Linked DNA regions of Mus musculus: regions 2, 3, 4, 5 and 6 are each linked to region 1. The links are chromatin loops, found by intact Hi-C in ENCODE. Cell type or tissue: heart. All regions are shown on one strand. Region 1 has its middle 63 kb from the start of Cartpt. Region 2 has its middle 22 kb from the start of Gm24471. Region 3 holds the start of Map1b (microtubule-associated protein 1B). Region 4 overlaps Map1b (microtubule-associated protein 1B). Region 5 has its middle 86 kb from the start of Gm24471. Region 6 overlaps Mrps27 (mitochondrial ribosomal protein S27).

What was found. A loop is a pair of places that touch in the nucleus more often than their neighbours do. Peaks named below come from ENCODE experiments on the same cell type or tissue, not always from the same donor. Only the 100,000 strongest peaks of a DNase experiment are listed, where the experiment ranks them.
Region 2: it touches region 1 in a loop (2.2-fold over the local background); 2 of 42 quality-filtered maps call a loop at or near these places.
Region 3: it touches region 1 in a loop (4-fold over the local background); 17 of 42 quality-filtered maps call a loop at or near these places.
Region 4: it touches region 1 in a loop (2.6-fold over the local background); 11 of 42 quality-filtered maps call a loop at or near these places.
Region 5: it touches region 1 in a loop (2.5-fold over the local background); 8 of 42 quality-filtered maps call a loop at or near these places.
Region 6: a loop joins it to region 1, with 5 times the contacts of the local background. A loop is called at or near these places in 34 of 42 quality-filtered maps.

The regions. Positions count from the first base shown.
Region 1 is chr13:99,835,117-99,840,116 of GRCm38, forward strand. No RefSeq gene overlaps it. Among named protein-coding and RNA genes, the nearest start is that of Cartpt, 63 kb to the right of the region's middle. In heart, a CTCF peak has its summit at 2,884 (motif pointing left); a DNase peak (open chromatin) is centred at 2,895; H3K27ac peaks cover 620 bases.
Region 2 is chr13:99,668,345-99,673,344 of GRCm38, forward strand. No RefSeq gene overlaps it. Among named protein-coding and RNA genes, the nearest start is that of Gm24471, 22 kb to the right of the region's middle. In heart, no CTCF peak of the experiment used is centred here; a DNase peak (open chromatin) is centred at 1,957; H3K27ac peaks cover 820 bases.
Region 3 is chr13:99,512,629-99,517,628 of GRCm38, forward strand. Map1b (microtubule-associated protein 1B) reads right to left here and starts at 3,974. Exons shown (of 7, transcript NM_008634.2): 1 at 3,676-3,974. The coding sequence starts at 3,859. It overlaps Gm26559 (predicted gene, 26559), which reads left to right and starts at 4,006. Exons shown (of 2, transcript NR_167891.1): 1 at 4,006-4,230. In heart, CTCF peaks have their summits at 696 (motif pointing left), 2,598 (motif pointing right) and 3,995; DNase peaks (open chromatin) are centred at 723, 2,383, 2,803, 4,103 and 1 weaker place; H3K4me3 peaks cover 4,284 bases; H3K27ac peaks cover 4,134 bases.
Region 4 is chr13:99,494,297-99,499,296 of GRCm38, forward strand. All of the region lies in intron 2 of Map1b (microtubule-associated protein 1B), which reads right to left. Among named protein-coding and RNA genes, the nearest start is that of Map1b, 20 kb to the right of the region's middle. In heart, a CTCF peak has its summit at 1,995; no DNase peak of the experiment used is centred here.
Region 5 is chr13:99,604,309-99,609,308 of GRCm38, forward strand. No RefSeq gene overlaps it. Among named protein-coding and RNA genes, the nearest start is that of Gm24471, 86 kb to the right of the region's middle. In heart, a CTCF peak has its summit at 2,467; no DNase peak of the experiment used is centred here; H3K27ac peaks cover 3,123 bases.
Region 6 is chr13:99,373,492-99,378,491 of GRCm38, forward strand. All of the region lies in intron 4 of Mrps27 (mitochondrial ribosomal protein S27), which reads left to right. Among named protein-coding and RNA genes, the nearest start is that of Mrps27, 31 kb to the left of the region's middle. In heart, a CTCF peak has its summit at 2,226 (motif pointing right); a DNase peak (open chromatin) is centred at 2,230.

The DNA.
Region 1 (5,000 bases):
CAGCCAGATTTCCTGTGCTCTGGGCAGGCGGACACAGGAGGACTGCCAGATGCTTTCCACTCAGTCCCGGGTGGGCATCTGGCTGTGTGAAGCCACTGAACCCACTCGGCAGGGGGTGGACCAGGGGCAGCCCCTGGTACCAGGTTCTCAGTCTCCACCAGGTTCTCGGTCTCTGGCATCCCACACTGGGTACAGCAGAGGAGATGAGCACAGAATAGGGCCCCAGAGCAGCACCAAGTCCCAGAGATACAGGAAGAGAGGGAAGTGGGAGAAGGTTCCCATGCAGGTGAGAGTCTTTAGTACTGTCCTTGATGAACAGAGACAGTCTATGGTTTTAGAGCTTTATTGTAGAAAGGCAGGGAGAAAGGAGAAAAGGTGGAAAGAGAGAGACCGGCCATGGCCAAGAGAAAAGAAAGGGGAAAAGGAGAGAGCGAAAGGAAGGACTAGAGAGAGAGGTAAAAGCTTAGAGAGAGTAAGAGGTTAGAGAGTAAGAGCGAGGAGAGAGAGAAGAGAGTGAAGAGGGGCCAAACAGCACCTCTTATATTGGACTTGTTATCTTGTTGTTGCTAGGTAACTGGGAGGAGTCTAGCCTGAAGGTCAGAAGCTTGGGACATAGTCTACGTGACTGTTAGTCATGAGCTTCTCCTGTGGGGGATGTGGGAGCAATAACTTCAACAGGAGCCACGGGTCCAGGAGACATGAGGGAATGCCTTCCGTCCATGTAGGCGAATTATCACCACCAAGTTTTACCGGGGTTCAGACCTCAGCTCGACTGGAAACTAGGCTGCCTGTGCATAGCCCATTGCCCCACACTCCAGGTACCAAGTCTCTGGTATTCAAAGCTCTGGTAACCAAGACTCTTCAAGAATGCCATAAGCCCTACCAGAGCTGTGAGCACACATGGCCATCATGCTCAGCAAACATGTCAGGCACCAGGTGTGCATCTGAAGTAGCCTAACCAGGTTTACAGAACCCTGGCCTCGAGTAGCTTACATTCTAATGATAAGACATAGGAAAATATCCAAGAAAACTAGCCAACATGCCCACCTTCATCTTAAGTGAGACAAAGGACAGAGGTGTCTTAAGCACCATGGTAAGACAGAGCTTAGTCCTGGGGGGAAACCAGCTGCACTTGTGTTAAATTCTTTTCTGTCACTGTGATAAAACACCATGGTCAAAAGCAACTTAAGAAAGATTTAATTTGACTTACAGGTCCAAAGGTCGTGAGCCCCTCATAGTGACTAAGGCATGGGACAGTGAAAGGAACACCTTTCACCTGGTCACATTTTTTTCCCACATATAAGGAAGAAGGGACAAACAGGAAGTTGGGTAAGGTATAAACTATCAATGCCCACCCCCAGTAACATACTTCCCTTAGCAAGATTCTACCTCTTAAAGATTCTACAACTCTCCAAACAGTACCACCAACCGGGGACCAAGTGTTCAAATGCCTTTTCTGCTCATTCAGTTCCAGTCAGGGATCAACAGGGTCAGACGCCCTTAGGTAAAGATATAGTTAGTAAGTTCCAGAGAGATAAAGTCTCTTGGAGAGCAATAACCTGGGGAAAGAGGAGGAGGAGGAGGAGAACAGGCCTCAAATCTTGCAGAATTGAAGTTTTGCTTCTACCTTCTTGACAAGATGCCACCAGACTTGGCACGGTGCCAGTTCCCAGTAAAGACTACACATGTGCCTTCACGTTTGTCCCCAAATCTCTCTGATGACACCATTCTATCTGCAGCCATTGAGCACTCTTCTCAGGGTGCGTGGCATTGTCCCATAATCACTCTTTGTGGTGGCCAATCACATGGGTGTCTTTCCCAGCTTATAAGTCAGATGACTTTTATTGGCCCTAAGCTTCCGTTTTCTGACCTAAAAAAGATGCAGATCTCAGATCACTGTGACTGATAGTTGATCTGATTGTCAGCTTGATGGGACCCAGAGTCATGCTGATAACAAATCTCTGGGTGTGATTGTGAGGAACTTTCTAGATTAGGTTAATAGAGATAGAAAAACCCACCAAAATACAGGCAGTACTATTTCATGGGCTGTGATTCTAAACTGAATATAATGGGTGAAGTGGGCTGAATTCAAGCCTTCACCTTTGTCTCTTTATTGACTGTGGATACAAGCAAACGGCTTCTGTTGCCATGACTCCCCTTTCCATGGTGATCGATATCCCTCTGGAACTGTAAGCCAACATCAACCCGGCCTTGGTTGCTTTTCAGTCATCCTCTCCTAACAGACTAATGAATACAGAAGCGTCCATGAGATTACACCCTGTGACAGCACAGCCCTGAGCTGGAGAGAGCAACCACATGTAGGCAGTTCTCATGAAATGGTGAACATTTTTATTAATCATATCAGGAACTGATTCCTCGGGCTTAAATGCTTCCTAGCAGAGTGTACCAGAACCTTTGGCATCAGCTTTGACGTCTTCTAGGCTGACAAAAATGGATTACTGGAAAGGGTCTGAGAGGCGATAAAAGTGTTATGATCTAAAAGGTCTACCATTTCCCAAATAATATTGTCTCTATTGTTTATTTTTTAATGCAGCATCCTGGAAATTTCTAATCTTATTCCCTCAACGTTTCTCTCCACTCTATTGTGTTTCATGTCAGCATAAGCAGGAAGACATCGGCAACAGGACCTTCTGATGGAGAATCAATAACAGCAAGCGTAGGGTACATGACCAGAAACTCAATTCTTGCCTAGACGAGAAGAGAATTCTATTTAACCCAAGGAATACCACGGTGAGATTTCTACCTCCTGAGAAACAGAGACTCTGCAAGGGCTGAGGGAAAGGCTCCACCCTGTCTAGCTCAGGGTTTTAACTGGCTTATACAGGGCTTTGTTAAGTACCAAGCCCTAGCGCCATCTCCTGGTTGAACTGAGAACTGGAAAAGAGGCATTTTACAGAAGGACCCTTCCTCGCCTTATCAGAAATTAAGTTCAGGAGGAAAACCTGGTAATTTCGTCGGAGCGGCTGTGTTTTCAACCTCCTGTTAAGTATCTAAATGGAGAAAAGCAGATGGTAAGAGTCTCAGCCACTTACAGTCCCCACAGGGATGGCCCCTGTTATGCCACCGCTTCCTTTGTTTCTGTAAGAACTCATCACTACGCAGAGCCACCATCCTCTAGGGGCAGCTTGTGATAGCCCCTCTCCTGCCCACATACCCATCTGACCTGAGGATCCTCCTCTGCCCAAATTAGCATCCTCAACGCCTCTGCTTTCTGGAGATTACATATATATATTCTCCAGATTGTATATATAATATATATGTATATATGTGTGTGTATACACACACACACACACACACATATATATATATATATCACATTATATTATGTGTTCAGAGTCAGGCTTCTGGTCACGGCAAAACTGCAAGACCACGTTCACCCCAGACCCAGACCCAAACCCAGACCTTTCTCTGGTAAGGCTCGATTTGGTGTCTTGCCCTTTTTAGAGAAAGAAAAGCTGGATTCCTGGCCCTTGTGACCCTTTTCACTTTGAAGTCCTAGGTGAGATTGGATGGTCTAGATCAAGTTGCCACCCCCATTTAGCTCCTTACACACCTTTAAGCCAGGTGACTTGACAACATAAGGCAGAGATCCCAAAATAGCTCGAGAAATACAGGGTCAGAGAGAGTGCAAGTAACTTGGCCAAGATCTTACAGGAAGTAAACGGAAGAGGCAGAACTCTAGCTTGTACTTCCTAGTTCCTCTCGGTCACTGGAATGAATCTTTCAGAGACCTGGGATTTGGGGTTGTGCTGCTGACAACAAGGGTGCTCCTTATAGTTGCGGATGAGTGAAATGGAGGCAATTGTCTATAGACGGAGGTGCTCTTCAAGGCCCTTTGAGTGAATATGGGAAGTATTAACGTCAGGCGTTGCTTACCCCTTCTTGAACAAGATGTACCCAGTAAAATCCTTTCCCCAGTCCTCTCTCACTCGATGAGCGATTGAACCCTAGTTCATACCCAAAGCCTGGGTTTTTAGGACCCTGTTAGTAGTTTTCTCACAGTGTCCATGCCTGAGGATTGATTTCTCATGGCTATTTGCAAAAGCACAAATACAAATGCTATTAACTGGCAATAAAACCAGCCAGCCGACTCTAAAAGCCAGTACTGGCAACTGCTCCATGGTCTTTGGGGACCTTCAGTTTGCCAGGTCCCACTAAAGCAAACATTTCTTTTGATGTCAAGATTCCAAGGGCGGCAACCTTGTCTCTTGCTCAAAATTTATAGAATGATGATGGAGAGAACCACAGAGAGCCGTCAGGGTTCCTAATGCCAGAACCACCCTTCCTGAATCAATATATAGATTTCTTTCTTTTTTCAAGTAACATTACTTTTTATTTTAAAAAGAAAAAAGAAAAATGAAGAAATTGAATCAGCATTATTAAACCATTTTTTTGGATTCCTGCATCGGACGCCGTGCATCAAAGATGTACATGCATACAGACAAACCTCTTCAAGGAACCGTAATCTAGTGACAGGAGACAGCTGACACAGGAAGCAGACAGAGAAACAGCCAGCAGCCACAGTCAGTGTGCGATGGAGCACTGCAGACAACAGCAGTTATTCATGGTCAGAAGGGAAAGCGAGAATGTGGGAAACAGACAGAAAGCGTTGGTGTGCCTGCTTTCCTGGACCCCGTGGTGCCATTGAGCTGGTCTATAAAACGATGGAGTAAAACCTTCTTTCTCTTTTTAAAAGCTACACACATTTTGGTTCCCATATTTTCGCTGTCCGTGGGGCTGGGTTTCAGAAGACATCACAGGCACGTGCAGACAGAAGCCTCCCTGTCCCTCTCTTTTCTTCTTCCTCCCCCCTCCCATCCCCTCTCCCCAGTTCCCTTTGTTCTCCTAGGCAGTTGTAATTTGTGTATCCAGATAAAATCTAGAATGCACAACAAGAGAGAACGCACAGTGTTGGCCTCTCTGAGTCTGACTTAATTCACTCAACATTATCCCTTGTTGCATCCATTTTCCTATAAATG
Region 2 (5,000 bases), 170 kb before region 1:
AACTATAACACCATTTTTAAAAAGTCACACATAGCATCCTCAAGCTGTCTGCTTGATAACGATTTTGCTGCAGCAGAGCGAGTGAGGCCTTGGCTGGGGTTCAGCAGGTTGTGAGTGTCACCAGGTTGAGGAGGAGGTCTGGCTAAAGCACTTAAAAGAATCCTTCCCATACCTACTCATCATCGCTTAGGAAAATAAGTATTTTCCCAGTAACATGGCCGGTTTATGAGTTGTACTTAATTCTCTCTCTCTCTCTCTCTCTCTCTCTCTCTCTGTGTGTGTGTGTGTGTGTGTGTGTGTGTGTGTGTGTGTGTGCGCGCGAGTGAGGGGGAGGGAGTGTTAATGTTGCCATGGTAGCCCTCTTTAGTTCCAAACCTTTACCTTGTCGTTATGAACAATAATTAGATGTAATGCTTTATGGTGGTGAAGTACCTCGTAAGCTCCTGATAATTGTAAAGCAATTAACTCAGGCTCCCTAAGACACCGGTTGGTGTGATTAACCCCATGAGAAGATGCAGCCTCAAAGAAGGGGAGTCACGTGGAGAGAGCAATTCTGCTTTGTAGTGGCACAAAGATCTTCCAATCGGAACCTACACCATGTCCACCATAGGCCAGCCCCTGCCCTGAGGCAGGGTGCTCAGATGGTAGGGTGGGGTGGCAGAGGACTTGTCCTGAGACCCCTGAGAAAGAAGTAAGCAACACTAAAGCCCAGGCATCTAGTCCTTGGTGTGTTATTTTCCTGGGTATGAACATATAACTCCTATAGGAAAAAAATCAGCTTTTGGCTTGGAAAGGAACTGAGAAAGTCACAGGGGATACGGGAAGAGGAAAACAGGCTGCTTAGCTAGTGTGAGCTAAATTTTCTTGAAATCAATAATTTTGTCTTCCCAAAGCTGTGGCATTTGGGATTAGTTTTGAGCCTGCCAGCTTTCTAATTATTGTCCTATGAAATAAACAATGCATATGCTCGTAGGCACCTATAGAAAGCCAGGAAGAGGGTGCACAGCCTTGATGCAAAGTGCTATCAGTTATGTATACCTATATCTACAAGAAGGATGATTTTGTTATATTGTGTATTTTATAACTATTCATTTAACATTATACATATCTACATAGATAAATGATAGAAAGATGATAGATAACAGATGATAGATGTTTGTTTGTTTGTTTGTTTGTTTGTTTGAAGACAGTTTCTCAATGGTTCTGGCTGTCTTGGAAACTTGCTCTGTAGTCCAGGCTGGCCTCGAACTCACATAGATCTGCCTGCCTCTGCCTCCCAAGTGCTGGGAGTAAAGGCATGGGCCACCACGACCCAGCAATAAATTTTTCTTTTAATTGCAACTACGCCCCTTGAAGTGAATGGGTCATGCCCATTGGCTCTTTTGTGTCAATTGAAACTGTATGTCCATCTCCCAGCTCAGCTCTGGGAGGGCTTAGCAATAGATGGCAGGCTCAGCCAGGGCTCTGAAGGAAACCTGTCTGTGGGGACATTTGGGACCCCTGAGACCACCTTCACCAATGTTTTGCAAATGGGAAGACGGCCCAAGTCAGTCCCTGCCGAGCTGCAGTCTCCTGAACTCCTCCGCACAGCCAGATGAGCCCTGTTACCCTAAGAGCACACAGCTGCCCAGATGCTGTGCTGGGAATGGAGGAGTGAGCACGGTGAGTCCCGGATTCTGTTTTACTCCAACCAAGAAACTGTGTAGCATATTTGGAGAGACTGTTTGTACCAGAAAAACCAATTTGCTGTGATTAGTTCCATTCCATTGAGGAGACTTTCGCTCTCTATGCATTTGAGAAGCAGATTTGAGTCCCTTCTGGTGATTTCCCTCTGTGAGCAGAAGGCACTTCCCAAAACTTCTATTACAAACCAAATGCAAGCATGACTAGGGCTGCTTGGGTCTGCAAGATAGAGAGCCTGTGAGGCGTGGAAAGATGACGTGGCCCTTCAGTGTCTGCTGGAGTCCTGAGAGGATGGAGAGGAGCCAGGCATAGAAGGGAGACCTTGAGAGAAATGGGCAGGGCTCTCTCGTGTCCAGTGTCACTCACACGCATAGTTCTGTGGGTGACAAGGACTAATGCTGATTTATCTCTGATCCTTACAGTGTGTGAGGAGCTCAAGCCACCGCTGAGCTAGAGATGAAAGAGGAGCTGTGAACTGCAGGCACAGGGCCTAACCTCAAGCCAGAGAAACCCACAGGTCTTCTGGAGAGTTTTCAGAGAGCAAGACAAGAGTGGAGGAGAATGAAAGGCATCATGGGAAAGCACCAGAGAGGGGAGCAGCTCTGAGAACAGCCCTGGGAGAAGCAGGGTCCTGACAGACGTTTCCCTTCTTTCTGTCCCTATGCAGGAGCCAGCACATTCCATCTTTCTTTCATAAAGATCAGCACACATTGTCATACAGACATTCTGTTACCAAAGATGGACCACCAGTGACTTCTACACATTAGCTAAGGCCTTATGGATTGATCTACCGGTAAAGGGATATGAGAAGATGCTAAATCTTACCAGGGAGGGGAGTGGGGGTGTGTGTGAGGAGAAACTAGCCACTGTATCCATGCTTGATGTCTTTAGTTAATCAGAGAGGATTCTTGGTATGCCTGGTATGGATAGAAAAAGAAGATGGAAGTCTGGATTGCTAGCAGGCATCCCTCTCCATGTTTCTCATTTTCTGCCGTTCCCTTTCATCCCCTCCATCCTAACCCAAAGGAAGCCAGTGTAGGTGGTCACTGCAGGAGGCAGAACCGGGACTGGGAGGGAGCAGCCTACCCAGGTGTGAGCACAGGCTGCTGCAGGTGGGAACCTGTGGGTGTCACCCAACTGGTGCTTGTCAGCACGCTCTCTTTGCCTTGGAGAAGGCCAATAAGATCTGTTCTTCCCAGTGTTGCAGGCTCATGAGGCCTGGGTTCAAGTGGGAGCCACCGGGAGAGCAGGCGGCACCTCCTTTGTGTTCCTCACACGAATTTGTAAGACCTTGCATGTTTACTCCTGGCGCTGCATGCATGCAGTTTTCCTGATTAACACAGCAGGAGCCCTGTGCAAGAGAACATCAGAATTTATGGGAGCAGCTGCTCTGCCAGCAGCAATGGCTTCCCAGGGAGGCCACAGATTGAGGTGTTCAGATCCTGGAGAAGCAGAGACCCCTGACCACTTCAGTGAGGGTCAAGTGGAGACCAGAGACAGAGTCATCATTTCTACAGCGAGATGAACTGGAATTCATACAGTCAAGCATCCTAAGATCCTATAGTGATGGAGCTCACTCTGTGTGTATGTGTGTGTGTGTGTGTGTGTGTGTGTGTGTGTGTGTGTGTGTGTGTGTTGTAGTCATCCCTGGCTCACTGTGTGTGTGTTGGGAGGAGGGCAGCTGTGCTACAGTCTTCCCTGGCATTTTCTCATTTCATGCTTCAAATTATTTTGGTCAGTAAAAACCCCTTTTCACCAATGAGGTCGTCTTCAGACTCCAGTCCTAAAGTCCATCCTCACGTTCTCCGCCAGCCTCAGCCCACCTTCTCCCCCCACCTCACTCACTCTTGTCTTGGGACTGGGCCGTTGCCAGCGATTAATTAAAGCTTGGTAATTAGGGAAATGAATTGTTTACTATTGGCTGTCCATCATGAAGTTGGGCGTCTTCCGTTCACTGCACACAGAGCCTGACCCCAGTCACAGTTTACACTGTACAGCTTGCCATAACGGATTCACGGCATCTTCCTTGCAACATGGGGAGCATCCAGGGTGGCGGCTTTCTTTTATTCCCAGCAGCCAACACCATGTACTCAATGTTTATTGAGTGGCTGACTGAAAAAAAAAAACTTTTTAATAAAATACATGAAAGGGCAAACCTAGGTTTAGTGGCGTGTGCCTGTAATCCCTCCATATGGGAGGTGGAGTCAGGAGGATCAGGAGTACAAGGCTATCCTCAGCTACATTGTGAGTTCACGGCCAGCCTGGGCTACATGAGTCCTTGTCAAAGGGACAGTATCAACAGTGGGCTGCAGGAAATTGTGACAAAATCCCCTATGATGTACCTCTGACATCAAGGGAGATACCATTTCCAGGGACTGGAGATGGCTGGGAAAGCTGGATCCTACTTCCAGGCAGAGGACAGAAGCATCGTGGGAAATGTCTTGTATTAAAGACAAAAAAGAGCAAGTGAAATCTTTCCTGGGGCTCAGCTGCTGTAGCCACCACGTTTCATTTCGCTCTGCCATCTTCCCTGGGAATGACTTCCACCCTGGGGGTGCCAGAGGCTCAGGAAGTTCCCCAGACACCTGGACCAAAGTTGACAAGGGAACTCTCCACTCACAGAGCTGTCCTGCCTGGCCCAATTTAACCCTCATCCAGCAGGCTGCTTCAACCAGTCCCCCAGTTCCAGGGCAAAGAGAAACTAGATTGTCTGATGAGATCTGTTCTTTCAGAAGGCCAGCTTTATTTTCACCCTTGAGCCTGTGGTCTTCTAGGTGTCTGTAAAATTGGAGAATTATTTTTACCAAGAGGTAGAAATAAAATCATTTCTCTGGCCCCTTGCCTGCACATCCTGCAGAGTGTGGGCTCCAGGGGTGGGAGTTGGCTGACCTTTGCAGAGGCAAAACTGGCCTGCAGTCCTTCCTGGCCACTCTCCAGCTAGGCTAATCTACTGAGGTTTTGTTTGTTTATTTATTTTGTTTTGTTGCATTTCTCTCTTTGAATGCCAATCTTCTTATCAATAAAATGCACAGGGATGGCCCAACCGTATAAATTAAAAAAAAAAAAAAAGGCTGGTAAAAATGTTTATTTTGTTTTGCACTTTTGTTTTTAAGATAAATCTTAACACAACCTGTGTTAGCTTTTCCTCCCTATTTATAGGAAGAGCAACATGCCATTTTTGCTGATCCGGAACCATTCTCATTTTTATCTGTGGTTTTGTTATCTGTACAGGACCAGTAAGTGAAGGCTGAAATAATGAACAAACAGAAAAATAAGCAGGAACATCTATGTCTGGTAGCAGAGCCTGGAGATATCAG
Region 3 (5,000 bases), 320 kb before region 1:
TGATGAAAACTCAATTGTACCATGTTTTAAATTTCAGTGTGACCGGTATTGTTGTATAGAGTCTAAATATTAAAATATACCCAGATGCCAGCATTTTGGTAAGAATAAGGCTATCAGGCTACCTCCACATTGGGGACAATTAGGGAAGGACAGATGAATCAGTTGGTGGTGTCCACTGTAGTTTGGGATCAAGTCCTATAGAACTGCATCAGTGTAGCTCGAACAGTGCAAGTGAACACTATTGTTTGAAGCTCTGGAGAAGAAATGATCAACCCTGATTTTGTGCTTTTCAAAAACAGCTGAGCATTTTTCTTCCTTGGTCTCCAGAAGCACTTAGCATCCATGTAGGGTGTTTCGGGCCTGTTGATTTGCTTCGGTATCTACCATCCCTCTACAGGGGTCTAGATTTATTTATTTATTTATTTATTTATTTATTTATTTATTGCCTTTCTGGAGTGCTCTTGGGTAATCAATCAGATGGCCAATATGCCAGACTCCAGGGTCTCCAGCTACATAGTGCCTCAGTCTGGATGGGAAAGGAAGAGGGAATAAGAAAGGCTAACAGCTGAGAGAAATGGTTTCCCCAGCCCTCAGGGAGCTGACCAGCCGAGCTTGAGCCCCATGGAGCAGCTTCTTCTTGCCTCAAGCAACATAGCCTGCAGGCAACAATAGCAGTGGCACCATAGTGACCTCTGGAGGAGGCCCAGCTGGGATCTGCCAGCTGAAGCAGCAGTGCGCCCCGCCAAGGAAACAGAGCCTGACTGCCCTGTTGCTAAGTCATCTCAGACTGTTTGAAAAGCCGGGGAAGCAGAGTTTTCACTTATCCTTGAAAACCCGGGCAGTGTGAGCTGCATCGGGAGACCCGGGGACCCAGGAGAGCACTCTCTAGAGGATCAGCAACATCTGTTACTACCCTGGAGGAAATGGCTCTGCTCACACACTTGGTTGATTCTTAATGAGATCGATACAACCATTTCAGAAATCTATTCCAAAAAAAAAAAAAAAAAAAAAAAAAAAAAAAGGAAAGAAAGAAAAAAAACCTGACCAAATTAGGGAATTAAAAATCAAAAAAAGCATGGTGATTGCAAAATGAACATTAGGATTGGTGGGTGGGGTGACTTCTGAGATTCTTGTAAATGGCTGTTTCTTAGCTGGACAACACAGGTGTCTTCACTTTGTGAAAATTCAGTGAACTGTTCTCTGCGGTTTGTGCTTTTCCCTCTCTCTCTCTCAAATATTCTTCCTTCCTTCCTTTCTTCCTTTCCTCCTTCCCTCCTTCTTTCCCTTTCTTTCCTACTTTCTGCTGTTAAGAAGACAAATCTGGATTTAGGACTAAATGCTAGTAAAGCCAGGACATAACGCACAGAATTCCTTGGCTGCATCTATTTTCTCCTCCAACAGAAAGAGGCTTGAATAAAGCCTGGAACGGATCGCATAAGGAATGATCAAACCCGGTAACAAAGCGGGAAGATAAACGTGGTTGCAAGGCGATGGCTGAGCCTCCTCCCTGTACCAAGAGGTGCCCACAAGTAGATGACTTGTTCAAAGACAAGGTCAGAAGACTGCCTGCTGAATCTGTGATGTTAGCCTGCTGGCACTCCTATCTAGACCGGGTCACACAAGTAGTGACACTGCAGTAGCCGTTCTCCTGGCACAGCTTTGCTCCGTGACCTTGAGTCTGTCCCTCACTCTTCCTCCCTCATGTCTGTTCTCAAGCTCTAAAAATGGGCGTGATGATTCCTCTCCTGGCACCACAATGGGTGATTCTGAACATTCTGGAGATGAAAAAGCACTTCTTAATGGATTGTTTCCAGAAATATTAAGTAAAAAAAAAAAAAAAAGATTTAAAAACACCTAGCCATTAATTCCCACAATAGCCACACCCAAAGTCAGTACTTGTGAGTTTTTCCAAGGAGAAAAACGTGGAAATAAACGAAGTTTGAGAAACAGATCAAAAGCCCGTAATCTGAAAATGAAGGATGATTACTGAGACATTCAGAAAAAGCATTCCACTTTTGAAATCTCTTATTCTTGATCTTCCCCTCATGAAAAATCACGACAGGCTTTCTGATCACTTTTTTTTCCTTTTAAGCTGAAAGGGAAAATCCGTGCTTTAAAGTTAAACAAAAGAACCGGGTCTGCAACTCCAGTCCCCACCCTGAAGCCTTTTGTTCTGGGGACAAGTGGGCATTTCCAAATGCAGAGGCAGGTGACAAGCTTTTGTTTATTTATTTATTCATCTAAACCAAAATCATTTCATCCATCTTTTATTGGCATGATAGGGAGAAGGAAAGGAGGGCTACGTGAACGCCCTTTGTCCGCCTCGGGCTGCCGTAGAGACCGCAGTGCGGACTGCACCACGCCCACCAGCCGGTGTCTCCTAGCAGAAACGTTTCAGCACCACCCCAAGAGAATAGAGCGCTCAGGCTGGAGCTGCACACGGACCCGGGGACTTCTGCCAGGGATGAAGTGAAGGGAGGGATGCGAGGGGGGCGGAATAAAGCAGAGGCTAGAGCTGCCACCGGGGAGTCGGGAGCGCAACAAAACCGCTCACAGCCAAAGGTGGGCGCAAGGCCCCCTGACAGCGCGAGGCTCGGGCAGAGCCAGCATCGTGCCAGCCGGGGGCGCCGCAGTGCGGGGGCAGGTGCGGCTGTCCAGCGCGGGCACTGCGGCAGACCGGGTGGGGCTGAAGGGCGGGCCGATGGTTGCCCGCCCAAGGCTGTGCCCTCCCGGACCCTCCCAGCCCCGCCCAGGGTTCCCCGGGAACCGCTATTCCGCTACCGCAGAGCCCGTTCCTGGTGCGCGCAGCAGCGCAGGAGCTGACCCTCCCCTGCCACCTCCTCCTCCCATTCAAGCTATGGCTCCTGAAGCTAAGACTTTTCAAAGAAGCCCACCCACGCAACCTGGGGTCCCATTGTCCTTTCTGAAAGCTGCAGCCAGGACCTCAGGGGCAAGAGCGAGGCTGGGCTTCGTCTAGAAACAGAGCGCAGACGGGTTCCATGCCTGTATCCTCGGGGGCTGGGGGGGAGGGGGGGGGACGGGCGTGGCCCAAGGACTAGCCTAGTCATTCCCAGGAAAGAAAGAATCGGGAAGTTTTAAGTCAGAAAAGGCATTCTCTATTCTCAGAGGGGTGTGTGTGTGTGTGTGTGTGTGTGTGTGTGTGTGTGTGTGACTGGCGGGGGCGGGGAGCACGAGGTGACTGTGATAAAGACGATTTCCATGCGGGCCTTGGCACATGGTGTTTTGACCCCAGGTTTTCGGGTAAGGGGAGGTGGGTCCCAGCCTTTGGCTAGGGCGAGAGCTGAGCTGAAAGAAGAGGTTTTGCTAGGCTCACCCCACCCTTTCTCCGCCTGCGGTTGCGGTTTTATTATGGCCTCCGCTCCTCTGACACCTGCATTTCAAAGAGCACGAGAGGAGGTAGCCAAGTCGGCGGTGGCCACGGACCCAGCCAGGTGACCTATCCCTCAGGGCTATTATAAAGATCCCCTCTCTGGGTCTCAAATAAAATAATTTAGAAATTAGCCCAGAAAAAGAGTCCAGATGGAGTGTGGGAGGTGGCCCGGAGAGGCGTGGGTGCGGGGCGTGCGGGAGAACAAGGTGGCCGTCGCGCCCTGGGTGGGGTCGTGCTGGCGCGTCTCCCCACTCACGCCCCTGGGGGGCCTCGGGACCGCTTACCCAGCTCGATGTTGCCGATGGCACGCCTCAGGTGCTCTTCGGTTACGGTCTCGCCGACCACCACCAGCAAGTAGAACTTGCTGTCTAGGAAGCGGTGCGACAGGCTGGGCGAGGTGGACGCCGCCGGGTTGCCGATGCTGCCCGATGGCTCCGGTTCGGTGGCTTCCACCACCACGGTCGCCATCCTGCCGGCTCTGCTCAAGCCTGAGAGAAGTGTTCCTCTCCCGCCGCTCCTCTGCTCTGCGGCAGGAGAAAGGATTATCTCCGAAGGTGCTGTCTCCGCTCCGCCCCCTGCGTCCCCCCTCCTCCCGGCGCACGCGTCGCCTCCCCCTCCGCCCTCTCCCTGCGCGGAAGAGAGGAGCGGGGAGTGAGAGGCCGAGGAGGCGGTGCCGTTTATATGGAGACTAGGCTAGGAGCCTGGGAGGAAGAGGAGGAGGAAAGGACCACCCGGCACGTCCTCGTGGTGGTTGCCTCCACTCCTCCAGCCCTTAGCCCAGGGCTGATGTCATCTGCAGCAAATCATTTCGCCGGCGGCCCGGAAGCTGGAAGGACGAGGTGTGTGGACAATGGTCTGGGCAGGGCCAGGAGCCAGGCTCTAGGGGACCCAAAGAACTCTGCTGCAACCCGAGGGCCTTCTGCACCATCACCCTTACATACACACACTTTCTTTGCCCTAAACCATCAACCTGGGGAGTGGGGATTACTTCCTGTTTCAGAGCGGGATTATGTCCTGAGTCAGATTCCGCATCTTCAGGCCTGTGCCTGTGCCTCATCCACGTGAAGTCAGAATTTGAGTAATTGCTGCAGTCACAGTGGGCGCTGGGTTGAGGGTACCCCGCCCAAGAACACAAACCTGAGTTTTTGACCTTGTAGATATAGAAAGGCGTATTTGTCCATTTTTTTTAAACAACAGGAATATTTATCACCTTCGCTTAAAAGAGACTTTGCAAGACCTAAGCCTAATTTGTTCAGACTTTGGAGTCTAGTCTGGAAGGACTAACTAACGCTCAAAAAAGAACTGGCTTTTGGTGCTCATGGGAAATGAATGAGAAGAGGCAGACATATTATGCTAGATACAGATTTCTTTTCTTAATATGCTGAACAGATAGCATCAGGCATAACAAAGAATAGAGAAGACACTGTCTCTGCAGGATTACAGCGACTATAATGTGCTTTTCAGTTCCTTGGGGGATACACAGGCAAAATTATTTTGTGTGACAATGATGTCTTTTAAGATACATGTAGCTTTGGGAGTTTTTATTGCTTTTGTCTATATTTAGAAGAACTCCTAATAATGTTTCTAAAGGCCATCGTAAACATTCATT
Region 4 (5,000 bases), 340 kb before region 1:
CACGATGGCAGAGTTCAATGTGATGTCACAGCCCTGGAGGAGTTAAGGGGAGAGGAGCCCTGTAAGGTAAAGGTCAGCTCAGTAAGGCTCACACCAAAGAGCAAGACAAACAGTAAGAGGATATTCTGCTAATTACCATGGAGCAAGTCAACCTTACCGGGGGACTCTTAAATACACGAAAATAAATGAAATGAATGAAAATAAGAACGCAACTCCCTCTAGAAAAATACGGCTTTTGAATCATCTCAAAGACTGTAACATGCTGACAGCTTTGAATGGCAGATTTCCGCAAACAGAGATTCTGCCATACAATGACTGCTTCAACTTGGGCTGAGTTAAAGAAGTGGGTTGGCATGGAGACAGACAAGAAGATGCTCTGTTCCAAATTCACGAGTCTTTGAAGAACTCATGAAAAGACATAGAACCATCACTACTAATGACAACAAACATGGCCATGGTGATTTAAAGTAAACCGGTGTCATGCAAAAAGGTACGTCGAGGGGGAAGCCTCACGGGAGAAGAGATGCATAGAACGCAATCAAAGTATCCATTTTAGCATGTTTCACCCAAGGAAGAAAGCAGCGTATTAATAACATCATTTAATACGGCCTCACTATCTCCACCCTTCACATAGCATGTAGCTCCCGAATACTCATAAATCCACTGTGTGTAGAACAGGGTCTTCAGTAAGGAAACTGAGGCACAGAGCATTGACGTATAACATGGAGCTTGCATTTGAACCTGTGTGGTCCAGCCCTAACTGTTCTGCACTCCCCCTTTACCTGTTCAGTCAGACTCAGGAAGGCTGGAGAGGCTCGAACTCAGTCCTTTACACCTGTCCATAATTCTAGGCTGCAAGACACACTTTGGGGGAAACCGGTCTCATTTCTTGAGCCTTCCTCCTCTTAAGAACCAAAGAGAGCCGAGTCTGGATGAGGCCTCTGTGGTTGGCAACCTGGACTGGATAGAGTTTAGGAAATGTCCCTGTAAGGGGAGGCGGCATTGGGTGGGACTCAAGAGGGATCGTGAGATTCCCGAAGGAGAACCTATGCAACCTTGCCTGTTGACACATGCTGAGCCTAGAAGAACATTTCCAGGGAGAAAACAAACAGAACTCAAAATGGGACCTTTAAAAAAGCTCTACAGCACATGATAAAATGAGTACTCTGGCCTGAGAGTCAGTGGAAAATTATATCTTAAAAAAAAAATTATAAGGCTTTCTTAAAGGAACAAAGCAGACTTCTGGAAAATAATGGTATCCCCAAAATTAATTTAGACATGTCCTCTATGAAACGATAGAGAGCCACCCAAAGTTGAGTGAGCCACCATGCAAGCAAGCGGCATCACGATGACCTATGAAAAGCAAACGGTAGAGATAACCAGCCTGGCGGACGCTGGAGCACCCTCACTTCCTATGAATCCAGTAAACAAAGGCAGGCAGGAGGATGCTGAGCCTCTGAGGACCTCTCTGAGTGCTGTGGTTCCATTACTGCAGAACCTCAGTAACAGTTACAACCAACCCCTGAGTTCTGACGCCCCTATGTTTAAACGCGCTGGTTTCTTTCTCTGGTCCCTGGAGTTACTGATGCCACCAACCAATTGTCACTAATCACGAGTCTCTAGGTGGTCAGTGAAAACTCGTGTCAGCCTCTAGCCTTTTTTCTTATATCTCAACAGAATAGTGTAAAGTCTTCTGAAAAATATTCATACATTTAACATTTACCATCTTTATAGAAAGATCTTAAATAATTTCCATTTCCCGCTTCCTATTTCCTAAGCCATAGAGGATCGTAAGCTTCCGGTGATCCTCACAAAGTCTACAACAAAACCAAAAACAACCCTGCATCCTCTACAACGAGGCAGTGCAGACTGCTAACTTAGGAAATATAAGTAGCGACCATCATCCTTCTTAAGCACAAAAGAAAAAGACTTTTGCTGAATTTCACCCGTGAAGGCCCTTCCCTTGTTATCCTTGGAGGACCTGTTCCTCTGTCATATGCTAGATGGCGCTACACTCTCCTCTCCTCCTTAGCAGTTGGAGGCACATACTTGTGTGACTGAGAAGTGCCCCTGAATCTTTTTTTTTTTAAGATTTATTTATTTATTATATGTAAGTACACTGTAGCAATCTTCAGACACACCAGAAGAGGGCCGTCAGACCTCGTTACGGATCATTGTGAGCCACCATGTGGTTGCTGGGATTTGAACTCCGGACCTTTGGAAGAGCAGTCAGGTGCTCTTACCCACTGAGCTATCTCACCAGCCCGCCTCTGAATCTTGATGGACAGTTAGTTCCAACCACAGGAGAGTGTGTGGGAACAAACGTCTGTTTATTAATTAATTAATTAGCTAATTAATTAATTAATTAACTAATATATCACATCGTTATTAGCCCTCATATATGACAGAGCCCCAGACTCCACAGACAAGCGATGCCCATTAGGGACAGTGAGCAGGTGAGTGTGAAGAGTTACATTTTGATTCATCCCAGTAAGTTCTCCTGCTCTACTCTGAATGCCCAAGAACTTCATACAAACACATCTTGGCTTGACCCATCGGCTATGTTCACAGTTAACAGTTATGACTACCTTTGTATATAAAGCACTTTACCAAATATATTAGTGACTTTTTTTTTTACTATGAGTTGATGTTATCAAAAAAAAATAGCAGGATATTAAGTGTAAAAGGATCTTTGAGATAAAGTTTAGAAAACACTGAAGTTCAAGAATTTATCCATAAGAGCACACATCTAATCAGCAGAGGTGATTCAAGCCCAGGTTGTCCATCCCAGGCCCACCTGTGGAGGGCTCTATCTCTCTCAGAAATTGGTTGTTTGTTTTTGTCAAGTCTCTGAAAGTTGATAGTTTGTAAATAAATATCCAACACCTTCATGCTAAAAGGAAATCTATAACAACAAAAAAAAGTGCTAATAATGTAAGCAATGACTGCACGTTTTCATTTGTCTAACATGGCTTATTTTTCACTCTGTAAAGTGGTTCTAGTTTCTTGAGCCAGTGATTTCTCATGACTCACCATCTTGACCTTGTCTGCCTAGGTCCTGGCATTACCCTCTAAGGCTCTTTAACTTAAAGCCTCTTTGTCTCTGTGGTTTCTCACAAGGAAAAGGAGTAGGATCAGAAAGTTAGACTCCTGGAAGGTTCCGTTCTGAAATCTGCTCCGTGATTAATTTAAGGTCTTGCTTTTACTTACTCAAAGTATGTTTTTGTTTATTTCCTTTATTTTTTTTCTTCCTGAATTGTAAATCGGAACTTCTGTTGTTTTTGTTGCTAACTAATTTCAAATTTGCGAGGAGTCTGTTTACCAGGCATAGAGAATCCATTTGCCGTATGAAGTTTGCTTAGGTTGCCAGCAGCAGAATGTCTACGGAGAGAAGCCTATTTCTAGATGACCCCATGGAGTGAGCTAATTTGACACATTATTTCATTTGTATTTATACACTGGAATGATATTCCAAAGGCACAAAATAATCTCTGTTCTATGTATAAAACAAGAAAACAAAAAGCAGACAGGACATAATAGCATAACCAACCGTGATGTAAGGCTTATTTAAAAAACAAAACACTGACCTCCTGCCTAAAAATAACCCAAACCAACATGGTTTGTAAAAAACATGACTGTGATTGGAGAGTAGGGAGACACACTATTTTAAAAAATGAAGTGGAAATATGAAAGCAAGAGAGAAGCAGACAACATGGAGGTTGTGTGTGAATGAATGATATGTGTGAAGGCCCAATGCAAAACCAAGCGACAGTCAAATGAGGGGGGCTCTGTTACTGTTTGCACATAGAAAACTTTTTTTCTCCTAGAGTATATTCTGAGTCACAATGAGAAGCGTATTTTAGCAACCACGTTGATCAGTGATAGCTGGTTATCCTTATCAACCACGATGTACTATCACCGTAGCATGTGCTACACTTTCGTACAGGTAACAATGTAGAGGGGTTTTCATCAGCGTGGCCGGGGGCATGTCACGTTTCCCTGTGATGTTATGGCATCCCTTAAAAAAACAGTGTTTCCCAGATCTATTAGGAGTTTATGCAACCTCAATTGCTTATGCTCCTATAGTAGTGTACAACTGTAATTTAAAAGTGAAGTGATACACCCCCCACCCCCCCACACACATTATGAATATAAGTGGAAATATAAGTGGCTCCAAAATGTAAACTTTTAAGATATTTTGGGCAACAAGCTTTTAAAAACAATTTCACTTTCCATGCGTTTTAGATCAGGGGTTCTCAACCTGTGGGTCGCGGCCCCTCTCGGGTCAAACAATCTTTCACAGGGGTTGCTACAAGATATCCTGCATATCGAATATTTGTGTTATGATTTATAACAGTAGCAAAATCACAGTTATGGAGTAGCAGTGAAAATGCCTTTATAGTTGGGGGGGGGTCACTACAACATGAGGGAAAATGTATTAAAGGCTCTTAGCATTAGGAAGGCTGAGAGCCACTGCTCTAAATCTTGACTGGATTTTGTGTTTAGTGGCTTCTTAAAGGATTGTGGGGTGAAGAAATCAACTACACTTTACATTACACTTTCAGAGAGGAGGAGGGTGTGGCTGGGGCTCTGTGACCCCTTCAGTGATGCTGCCTGTGCATCTAGTAAATGACAATACTTGCTTAAAGGGTGAACTAAAAAAGAGAAAGAGGAAGGCATCTCATTCTGTCTCCTCTCTGCTATCTTTAAAGACATCACTCTGGAAAGAAGAAGGAAGAATACATTTCCAAACCCATATTTACTACAAATATCTTAATTGATTCAGGGAGTCTAAGTGAATTCTGACGTATTTGCCTAAAACAAAACAAAACAAAACAAAACAAAACAAAACAAAAGGACTGTATCACTGAATTTGTAAAACTTGGAGAAGAATAACCCCTCAAAAAGTTATCAACAGAACCTTGAGTGACTGACCACCATACTGTTGTCAACATACATTATCACTAATAGCACTATTACATACATACATTTTTCTTTCA
Region 5 (5,000 bases), 230 kb before region 1:
AGCTTCCCCAAGCCTCCTTGCAATCACCATTGTCAAAAGCAAAAACTGTGCAAAGCCTGGAGCTCCGTATTCATCTGGTTTGCTTTTAATTCTCCCTCTGGAACTATGGAATGTTGGAGCTAGAACATTTTGGATGACCTTGGATAGCTCTTGAGAGCCCTTTTTATAGTCAGAAGGGAACACAGTGCACAAAGACACCTGGAGACTTAGAGTTGGACACATTACTGAGCTAGGAGAAAGAAAGAAAAAGAAGTGTGAGCTTTGGAGGTGGAGGCAGTTGGGAGGTAGAAACAGAAGTTTCTCAGGCATAATTATTCTACGATGTCAACTTGGCTTCACCCTGTCAATCTGAGGCACCCACATCCTAATCCTGTACCTTCACACTGAAACACTACCATCCTGGGTGCCAGCAACAAAGACTGAAGGAGAAGGGCTGACACTAAGCCAGTGAGCATCCATCTAGTTGTAATCCACAGAAGGATACCAAGACTAAGCAACCAAGCCTTGCTACAGCTTTTGTTACAGGGGTAAGTACTGAGGACCGTGAAACTACTTCAAATAATCCCATAGTGGTGGTTGCACATTTGATTAAACACACAGCTGTACAACACCAGAGGTGAACCCTAGTGGGAGTGAGAATGGCCTCCATAGGCTCCTATGTTTGAATGCTTAGTCACTGTATAATGGAACTGTTTGGGAAAGATTAGGAGGTGTGGCCTTGTTGGAAGAAGTGTGTCATGGGGGGTGAGGGGTGGGTGGTAGGGGTGGGTTTTGAGGGTTTAAAAGCCTACACTAGATCCAGTCTCTGTCTCCATCTCTCTTTCTCCCTCTACTGCCTGTAGATCAAGATGTAAGGCTCTCAGCTACTGCTCCAACACTATGCCAGTCTGCTTTCCACCATGATGGTAATGGACTAACCTTCTGAAACTGTAAGCAAACCCCCAACTAAATTCTTTCTTTCATAAGAGTTGTCTTGGTCGTAGTGTCTCCTCATTATAATAGCACATTAACTAAGACACCTAGTGTTAACCATGGGTTGTGAGTAGTGACTGGGTGCCAATATATCTGCTCAGCGGCAACCATGTAATTGTGGATAGGGATTCCAGTAAGGAAGTGAGATGTGATGCATGTATGGGAATGGGGGTTATAGGGATCCTGTGAACTAAAGCTCGATATATACTTAGAAGGTGCTCTAAAAATAGTTCATTAAAAACCTGATTTGTGTGTGTGTGTGTGTGTGTGTGTGTGTGTGTGTGTGTTGCCTTGAAGATCAGCTGGGAGTTACCACAGTTAGTTGATGGAGAGGTTGCAAGGTGGGATAGCTCTGACCTGGGCTCCCTCAGTAAGTAAGCCTGACTTCTAGGCCCTAATTTGTAAACAGGACTGAAAGAGATCCTGTTTCTGCACACACACACACACACACACACACACACACACACACACACACATGGCCTTGGGCTTGAGAGTAGGTGATGGGACTCTTCCCTGGTGGCAGTAAAACCCTTGTGTGGCTCCTACAGCACCGCTCTCATCACAGAGGCTGGGTATTGAACATAGTGTATGCTGGCATTTAGGATCTATAAGTTGTTTGACCTCGACCTGTTTGTTTAGCTGTCCCTCCTCCTTAAGCCCACCCAGATGCTGTCCTGGGCCCATACTGATTTCCTAGATGCTTGCTTCCTTTTGGTAACTCCAGCAGATAAGTATTCTACCTCAAGCAGAATGCTATTTTTAACATCAGCTGTGGGTTCTCAGTCTGTCACCTCCTGTCCCAGGCTTGTCCCATCCACTTGTCAGATTGTAGGGCCTGAGCCTCTTCAAGAGAATGACAGGTGGCAGCCTGGACTGTATATCTAGATCATATCTCTTATGTTCCTTTTGAATGCTGGAGAGTGTTTTGTTTGTTTTTCTTACCAAACCTTAGCATTTGCTGGAGGAGTTAGAGAACCCTGGCAGTCCCTGAGACTTTAATCAGCAAAAACATCTGATGAGAGAAAGAGAGAGAGAGAGAGAGAATTAGAGTTCAAGGTTCCCTTTTGTTTACATAGCCAAGCACCTAGCTGGGGCTTCCATTCTGGGCTCTGCAGAGCTGCATGCTGACCGCTCTGAGTCCATGCTTGCTGCAGAGGGCAAGACCATCTAGATGGGGCTTCCTGTCATTGTAGGAATGGTAGAGTGGAGAGAGAGAGAGGGAGAGGGAGAGGGAGAGGGAGAGGGAGAGGGAGAGGGAGAGGGAGAGGGAGAGGGAGAGGGAGAGGGAGAGGGAGAGGGAGAGGGAGAGGGAGAGGGAGAGGGAGAGGGAGAGGGAGAGGGAGAGGGAGAGAGAGAGAGAACACAAAAGAACTTTTAAGACCGCAAATCTCACAAACATAGAGGCCATGGTAACCTTTGAATTTGTAACACACCCAGCCTTTCTTTGGTCCTCTGGACACTTTGATCACTGGGCTTGCAATTAAGATACCCACCACTAGAGGTGCAGTGTTGTGTATTAGCCTGCAAAAGCAAGTATCCTCTGCTTTGGCAAGGAGGTACAGGTGAATACTGGTAGCTGCTGACTTACAACAGTTGCTTAGAGCAGTGGTTCTCAACCTGTGGTCATGGCCCCTTTGGGAATGCAAACCAGGTATCCTGCATATCAGATATTTACATTATGGTTCATAACAGCAGCAAAATTACAGTTATGAAAGAGCAATGAAATAATTTTATGGTTGGGGTCACCACAACATATGGAAGTGTATTAAAGAGTCACAGCATTAGGAAGCTTGAGAACCACTGGCTTAGAGGCTCCTGTGGATACCACGACCCCACACTCAGCTGACACACCTTTGCAATCCATATGAGTTTTGTTAGCTTTACCCTAGGTACCTGGAGCGAGGCATCTGCTTCCTTGGAACCATCTGCTCATTGGAAGTGGTTAAAGAGCTCAAGAGTCTGTACTTATAGCGAACCAAATCACAAACTCTTCCTGACGCCACCTGGATACATCGGGTTTGCAAACATCCAGAAAAACAGTCTTCTAAAACCACCCCAGTCTTGGCTCTCCCATCCTGGGTGAGCATGTAGCCTAGCCCAGACTGTCTGCAAGCTTTTCCTGAGTCATGCCACCATCCAGACTGGCCTGATGAATTCCAGACTTCACATCACAGGTCATCACATTCATCTCCTTGGCAGTGTTTGTGTGTTACTGGAAAGTGACAGTGTGACTTTTCTGCAGCTTCCGGGGCAGCCATGGAACCAAGCTGAGCTCTCCTGGAGTTGTCTCTCCGTGCAGGCAATCAGCTCCAGTCGCAGAAGTGGCAAAAGGAGCCGTGCCACCACATGCATCTGAATGTCAATCAAGGCCAGGAGTAACCATGCTTAAAAGCGTGGCGTGGGGTATTGTCCAGTCCTGGAGAAGGGAAACTAGAAGCACGGGCCAAAGGAAAAGAACGTCAAAAGCAGGATTCGCCAATTTATTTACTTCTTATGGATCTACACACGAACATACATGCTGACTTGATGCCAGTTTTACTGTTCCAAACACACTCCTCCAAAGTTCCAAATACTTACTGAACACCTGCTGTGTTCCAGACATCTTGACCAAGGCCAGGCATCAGTCTTGCTTTAGTAGAGCCAGGAGCCCAGCATGGGAGAAGGAGTCCTTGCCATCGGTTCACACCAATAGCTCAGGGATCACAGCCCGTGAGGAGCATGACCAGGAGGCCCAGGGACTCACAGAAGAGCAGTGTGATGGCTAATATTGATTGACAGCCAGATTAGACTGAGGGACACCTAGGAGGAGGTCAAACATGTTCCTGGGAGTGTCCTTAGATGGCTTAATTCAATGGTGGTTTAAAATTGGACTAGGTTGTTGGGAGATGGCAGAACAATGGAACAAGAGGTGGTTGGGATAGAGGTCACCAGGGCTATGTCCTTGGGGGCTGTGGCTTGTCTTAGATCGTTCACTGACCTTTGAGTCAGCTCTTCCTCCACAAACTCCACTGTCATGAGGGCCTGCCTCAGGCAATGGAGCGGCAAGTGGACTGCAACCACAGGCCAGGTAAATCTTCCTTTCTTTCTTTAAGCCATTCATTCACTTGGTCACAGTGACAATAAAAGCACAGGGTGATGTGCTAGTGTACAGTGATCAGCAAAGGCTGGTTGTTTAATTTCCAGCGAGGTTGCAAAAGTCAGTTGTTTGCAAAACTTAAATGGGCTTTACCACTAACTAAATTATGTTAAAGAACAAATATTTAGAAGTCATCCCTGCCTTGCTCTTCTTACAGTTTCTGCGGCAGAGAGTGGTTTTGTTCTTCTTATCTGTGTGGGTGACAGAAATCTAGAATGACAAATTCCTGTTTTCTCTCCCCAGCTCCGCTGGTCATCATGCTGCTAGCTCCGAGTTGGCCACAGTGATGTGCTTACAACACAGATAAGCAGCAAAGGTGGCTATGGATTAGAGCTATTTTTGTCCCAAAGAGATGAGGGTGAGGTGTTTTCGAGCATAGCACCACCTGGGGCCAATTAACAGGGAGCTGGGGTTAAGCTGGAAACAGGAGAACTGCACAGGAAGAGGAAGGAAGGCTGAGCAGAGCCCACCAGTCGTCTCCTCTCCTCATTCTGATCTTGCTATTGAAGCACAGCCATTGTTCGGTCATGGAAGCCACTGGCTCAACTATACAGTTACATATCCCAGCTTTCATGATGCTTAGTGTTGGAGCCACTGGGAAAGGTAGTTTGACACTCCCCTGCCCCCTCCCCACCCCACCCCCACACACAAGGGGTCGTAACCCACAGGTTGAGAACTACTGAATTAAGACATAAACATTGTCTTGAGGGGTGACTTTGAGTGTATCTAACATGAAGAGGGAGGAGTGAACAGAAGAACTAGTTTATGCTAGTGGAACAGGTTGATAGTGTTAACTCTCAAATCCACAGGTTTTGAGCTCTTGACATTCCCTGCTTTTTATAATCTGGTGGGAGGGGTCTTGCAGGGGCAGTATTGTGTCTCTAAGGTATCA
Region 6 (5,000 bases), 460 kb before region 1:
TTCTCTACTTTAGAATCTGAATTGAAATTGAAGCCACCTCTGTAATGTCTGGGGTGAGCAAGTCAGCTTCTAGAAGCCATGGGTGGAAACCTGACTTGAACCCAGGGCTTAGGGAGCAGGCCAGCATATCTGCCTGTGCGTGGCCGTCAGAGGCCGTCTCGGTGGTAACCAGAACAGAGTTGGGATGAGACCTTAAACTGTGACGGACAGTCAGCCCTAAAGAAAGGCCAACATGTAGAGATCAGCAGCCGTATGACCGCCTTTGTATTGTGGAGGGTGGGTGCTTTCAAGCCTTGATAGCAGAATGGGAGAGGCAGTTTAAGCTCCAGTTTGATGTGTGACTTGGAGCCTGTTAAGCTGACTGTAGATACTGGCTCCCCGGGGGAACACCTGGCTTTCTCATTAAGCCCAAAGCCTCAGACCCTGTGAGCATGAGGGCCTGGTCTGCTTAGCTTCTCAGAAACACTGTACGCTTAAATGGTATTGTCAGCATTTCAGTCAGTTCTGTCATGATTAACAAACAAAAAAGCAGTCCATGTAAGACTAGGTCACAGAAAGACTGGGGCTTCTGATCCGTCGTGGGTTTCAGTCATAAATAGTGTTAGTGATCCCCGCTAACTTTCGTGCACTCTTTATCCTTATGTCTCCTGCCTCTGAAAGGCTCACAAAGCACAGGTTCTCTGAGTTGTTTCCTGCAGTACAGTCCTTTGTCAACAGCTCTTTCTATTGGCTGTTTTCATGACATAGTCAGGAACCTTGAACCAAGCCTGTGGGATGCAGAGACAAACTAAAGCTTCTGCTTATGTGCAGTGTTTGCAGGTGAGTTTGCAGCTTGCTTCTAGGAGCTGCCACAGTGTTAGAGAGCGGAGCAGATGAGCGGAGGTTTAGGGGGAGTTGGTGGGAGGGAGCAGGAGTCGCAGTTGGTTGCATCATGACTTTAAGGCCAAGAGCAAGTCCATCCTTAAGTATTTCCAGATGTTCTGTGTCTAGGGAAGGGATACTTAGAACCTTTGTGGATTCTCTTCACTGATCGTGACTGCTGTGATTTCCATGATAGATTTCCCTTTATGGTTGTTTTAAACAGACAGGGTTTTTTGGAGGCCTGTTCTGTTTCTTTAAATATCAACGTTGGTTTTAAGACAGCATCCTCATTTTCTAGGTGAGTTTGGGACTTAAAGCAGTCTTTCGTAGACCAAGCAGCCAGTGAGGGAAATACTCACCGCTTCATGGTCCATACTTAGGGGCGGGGGCTGGGTGTTGGGTGCCTCCCAGAGGTGATAGATAATCCAGGAGTCTTCATTGCTAAAAGCCTTGGCACAGTTGATAGGAAAGGCGTGGGAAGAATGTTAAAATGAGACTCCGAGGGTCTCATAGGTACAGATCACCCCAGTTCTCAGCTTGCTGAGTTAGTGGTAGGTAGTGAAAGGTATCATGTCTCTCATAACGAACACAGTGTTCTCAGAGCACAGCCACAGTGGCCTCCCGTCCTGAGAGTGTCCTGTGCTTTCTGGTTTGTTTCCTGTCCCCTGTTTTGCCTCATCTATACTTGCCCTGACTTTTAATATAACTTCTGACCCTTCCTTAAAATTATATTTCAGCTACTTACTGACTTGTCAGAAAATGATTTGTCTTTACTTGAGAAGCAGTTTTAAAGGGAGGTTCAGTTGTGGTCTCTGAGGTCAGGGTACCAGGCCTTGAGAGTCAGGTGTGGCATATGCTAACATAGTTAACATATAAATAACATATGTAATACTGTTACACCCTCCACCCCTCCCTCTTTACTAATCGATATTAAATAATCCTCCTGTCTCCGTAGATAGGAGGCTTGGAGGAATTGTTTAAAAGCTGCTGCAGGGTCTCGAGCAGAGGAGGTGAATGGTTGCTGAGATTTAGCTTAGATAGTAGCCAGGCTTCGTCCCTGAAAGACAAGGACTATTTTTCTCTTCACTTTTCTTTAAGGGAAATTGTGTTTTAAATTCAGATTTTGGTTTTTAAACCCATTATTCTCCAGTGATCTTTGCCAGATTTCACTAAGGGTATCAACAGTCCAGGCCTCAGCAGGATTCAGAAATGGGGAGAGACAGGTAGGTGCTTATGAAGGGTGCTCAGTACCCAGAGGCAAAGGATGTCAAATTTGGGGGAAGCGTCCTGATCCTAAAAGACATCAGGTTGCCCTATAAATAGCTACAAGTTGCAAAGCTTTACGGCAACCATAGCAGACCAAAAGGGGGCAGCAGAGAGTCATCTGCATTCTGTCTGCAGGGAAGGGATTCCCGAGTAGAAAAAGCCTGCCCCAACCCAACCTTAGCCCAGTGCTACTGAGTTGGTAACTAAAGCACAGAATAGATAGCGACTAGGGGTTCTGGGCTGCAGACAGTCACACAGCTGAGAGAGAACTTGTATGTCTCTTCTGATGATAGAGCAAGCAGCAGCTCGGCATGGCTGAAGCTGTCGGCTCTTCTCAGCACTCCTCTTTCCCTGATGGAGAAGTTGAGTAACCTGCTTGTGTAGCCCATTGCTACATGGAAGGTTGGGTTGATCTACTGTGGCCTTCAAGGTTAGGATGAAACAGACAACATTTTTCATATTTCAAAAATAGAAAAAGATGATTAAGGCTTTTAACTTTATAAAGGAAAAAAAAAGTCTGTATTTTAATGTTTCCTGGCAATCTTTTTATTATACCTCCATTTATCTGTTTTAAGTGAATCTGTTTAAGTTAATTTAGATTTCACTTATAAAGTTAATCTAATTTTTGCAGAATTATTTGAGGGCCTGAGAAGATAATCCTAAAATCGAGTGAAAGAATAAATGGCCATGAATACTCACGCTGGGTTATGGGGGCAGGCAGGGAGGGGTTGTTTTTGGTTTCTAGTTTATTGGGCCTCTAGTGATTATGGAACAGCTTTGAATTAAGTGACATTTTCTCATTTCTTTTTGTTTTTATACAAGACTTTTCAGCCCAGTAAATTAACCCCCAATTAATGTATGCTTTTGTTTTTAGCATGTATATGTGATTCATATAGAATCACATTAATTATGAGATATAGATTTATACATATATACCTTATATGCATACCTTATATCCCTTATATACTTAATACCTTATATGTGTATATATATATACCTTATATACTTACATACCTATATGCATAAAACATATGTCCCTAGTCTTTTTTCTGCCATTTATTGAACAACCCATGACCCATGTTGTGCTTTGACATAGGAAGTAGTCTACAGTTCTACCTGTATCAGTGCTCAACTTGTATCATGAAGCATGTTTAGCAGCCTCGTTAGTTCTCAGACGTATTTTCCAAACGCTTCGTTTGAATGTGTAGTTCCTGCATCCTCCTCCCAGCGGAGCCTTAGATGATAGCTGAGCTCCTCAGAGATGTGGCCACAAACCTCAGACAGCCTATGGGGCTTTTTCGCTGATGATAATCATAATCCAATGTCCTCGTCCTCATCCTCTCCTAGAATAGCCTGCAGATTCCAGGGGGACTTCTGGATCCCCCTCTTGTAGATGAAGGATATAAACCAAGAAACCTTTCCAAGGCCAAGCAGCTAGAGACTGACCAAAGACCTTACCCTGGATTTATTTGGTTCTTCCTCTAAACCTGAGGGAACATTGTTTCCATATCATCCAGGCTCATAAAAACATTGTTTGCCTGCTCCACAAATGTCCGGTCAGGTTAGCTTCACATCCCCTCAGCAGCGTGCTGCTCCTGAAAGCACACTCGGTATGTGTGTTTATGTCACCTTCTGTAGTGGTGTCGAAACACTCCTTCCTATCCCGGAACACCCATGGTACAAAGAGAGCAGAGAGGCAGAAATAGCCTGGGTTTGTTTTCTCATGTCAGTAGAGATCTATAAACCGCTGGGCTTTTGGAAGATATTTTAATAGAGGATGACTTTTCAAGCTAAGGCTGTGTGCTGACAATAGTGCTGTAAGTTTATCATATTTATGACTCCCAGATTTTATTTGAAGGAGTTGACTGAAAGACTAGAGATGGGCTCTTTCCCTGCTACCATGTAAAGTTAGCTTTCGCCTCTGGACAGAGTGTAGATTTGAAGTCAAGGCTGGCGTCTTAGGGCTGACCTTAATGTACATGTTTATTGAGGTGAGAATCGCTGAGGACGTTCTAATGCCGTGTCCTCCCCCGTCCCCCTCCACCCACCTTCTCTTGGCTTTCATTTGTTAGTATTACCTTTCTTTGTAGATAATAATCATTTGGGCTCCACTCTCAGATCCTTCTAGCCAAGTACTTTGTGGTAGTTCTGCGTTCCCTAGATACTTATTTGGAAAGCGACATTGGAGCACTTTATTTCTCAGAATTTTGATATCTTATTATGGTAAAATAGTACAGAGTCTCTTTTATTTGTTTTGATATCTTCATCTTTGGCAGAAATAAGTCTGACCCTTCCCCTGTGGACAGAGTGTATTCTCTCTCTGGAGCACGGCCAGCTATGGTTCGAGTGTTGAGGATGATTCTATCATAGTGACTTTGTGATCTCTGCACCGGAACATAGCTGATCTTTAGAAAATGTTTGTTTGACTGGATGACAAAATGAAATTTATAAGCCAATTAATATTTAAAGCTCTGATTGTGTGCATGTTGTTTTCCTCTGTTCATACATCGTTTGAACTCGTCAAATGAGCAAATGAGGATAACTTGGGGGTGCATTTTCAGATAGATTACATAGTGAAATATAGAATGCCAACCTAGGGCCATGCTGTGGTAAGCAGTAAGCACTGGGCTGGAACCCACAGGTCTGTGTGGTTCCACCAACACAAACAGTCTGAGTCTTGTCAAGTTGCTTAAGCCTTGCTGATCTCAGCTTCTTCATCTTTAAAGTAAATAGAGAAAACTAGAAACCACTCTCCCCTGCCTGTGGAAATGATCTGGAAAGAGTCAAGCCTGGTCCAAGCTACAGAGGAACTGTGTTCTCTGTGGGGCTGTCTCTAGGGCTCTGAGCTCCCCTTGGGAGACAAGGAGATTCCT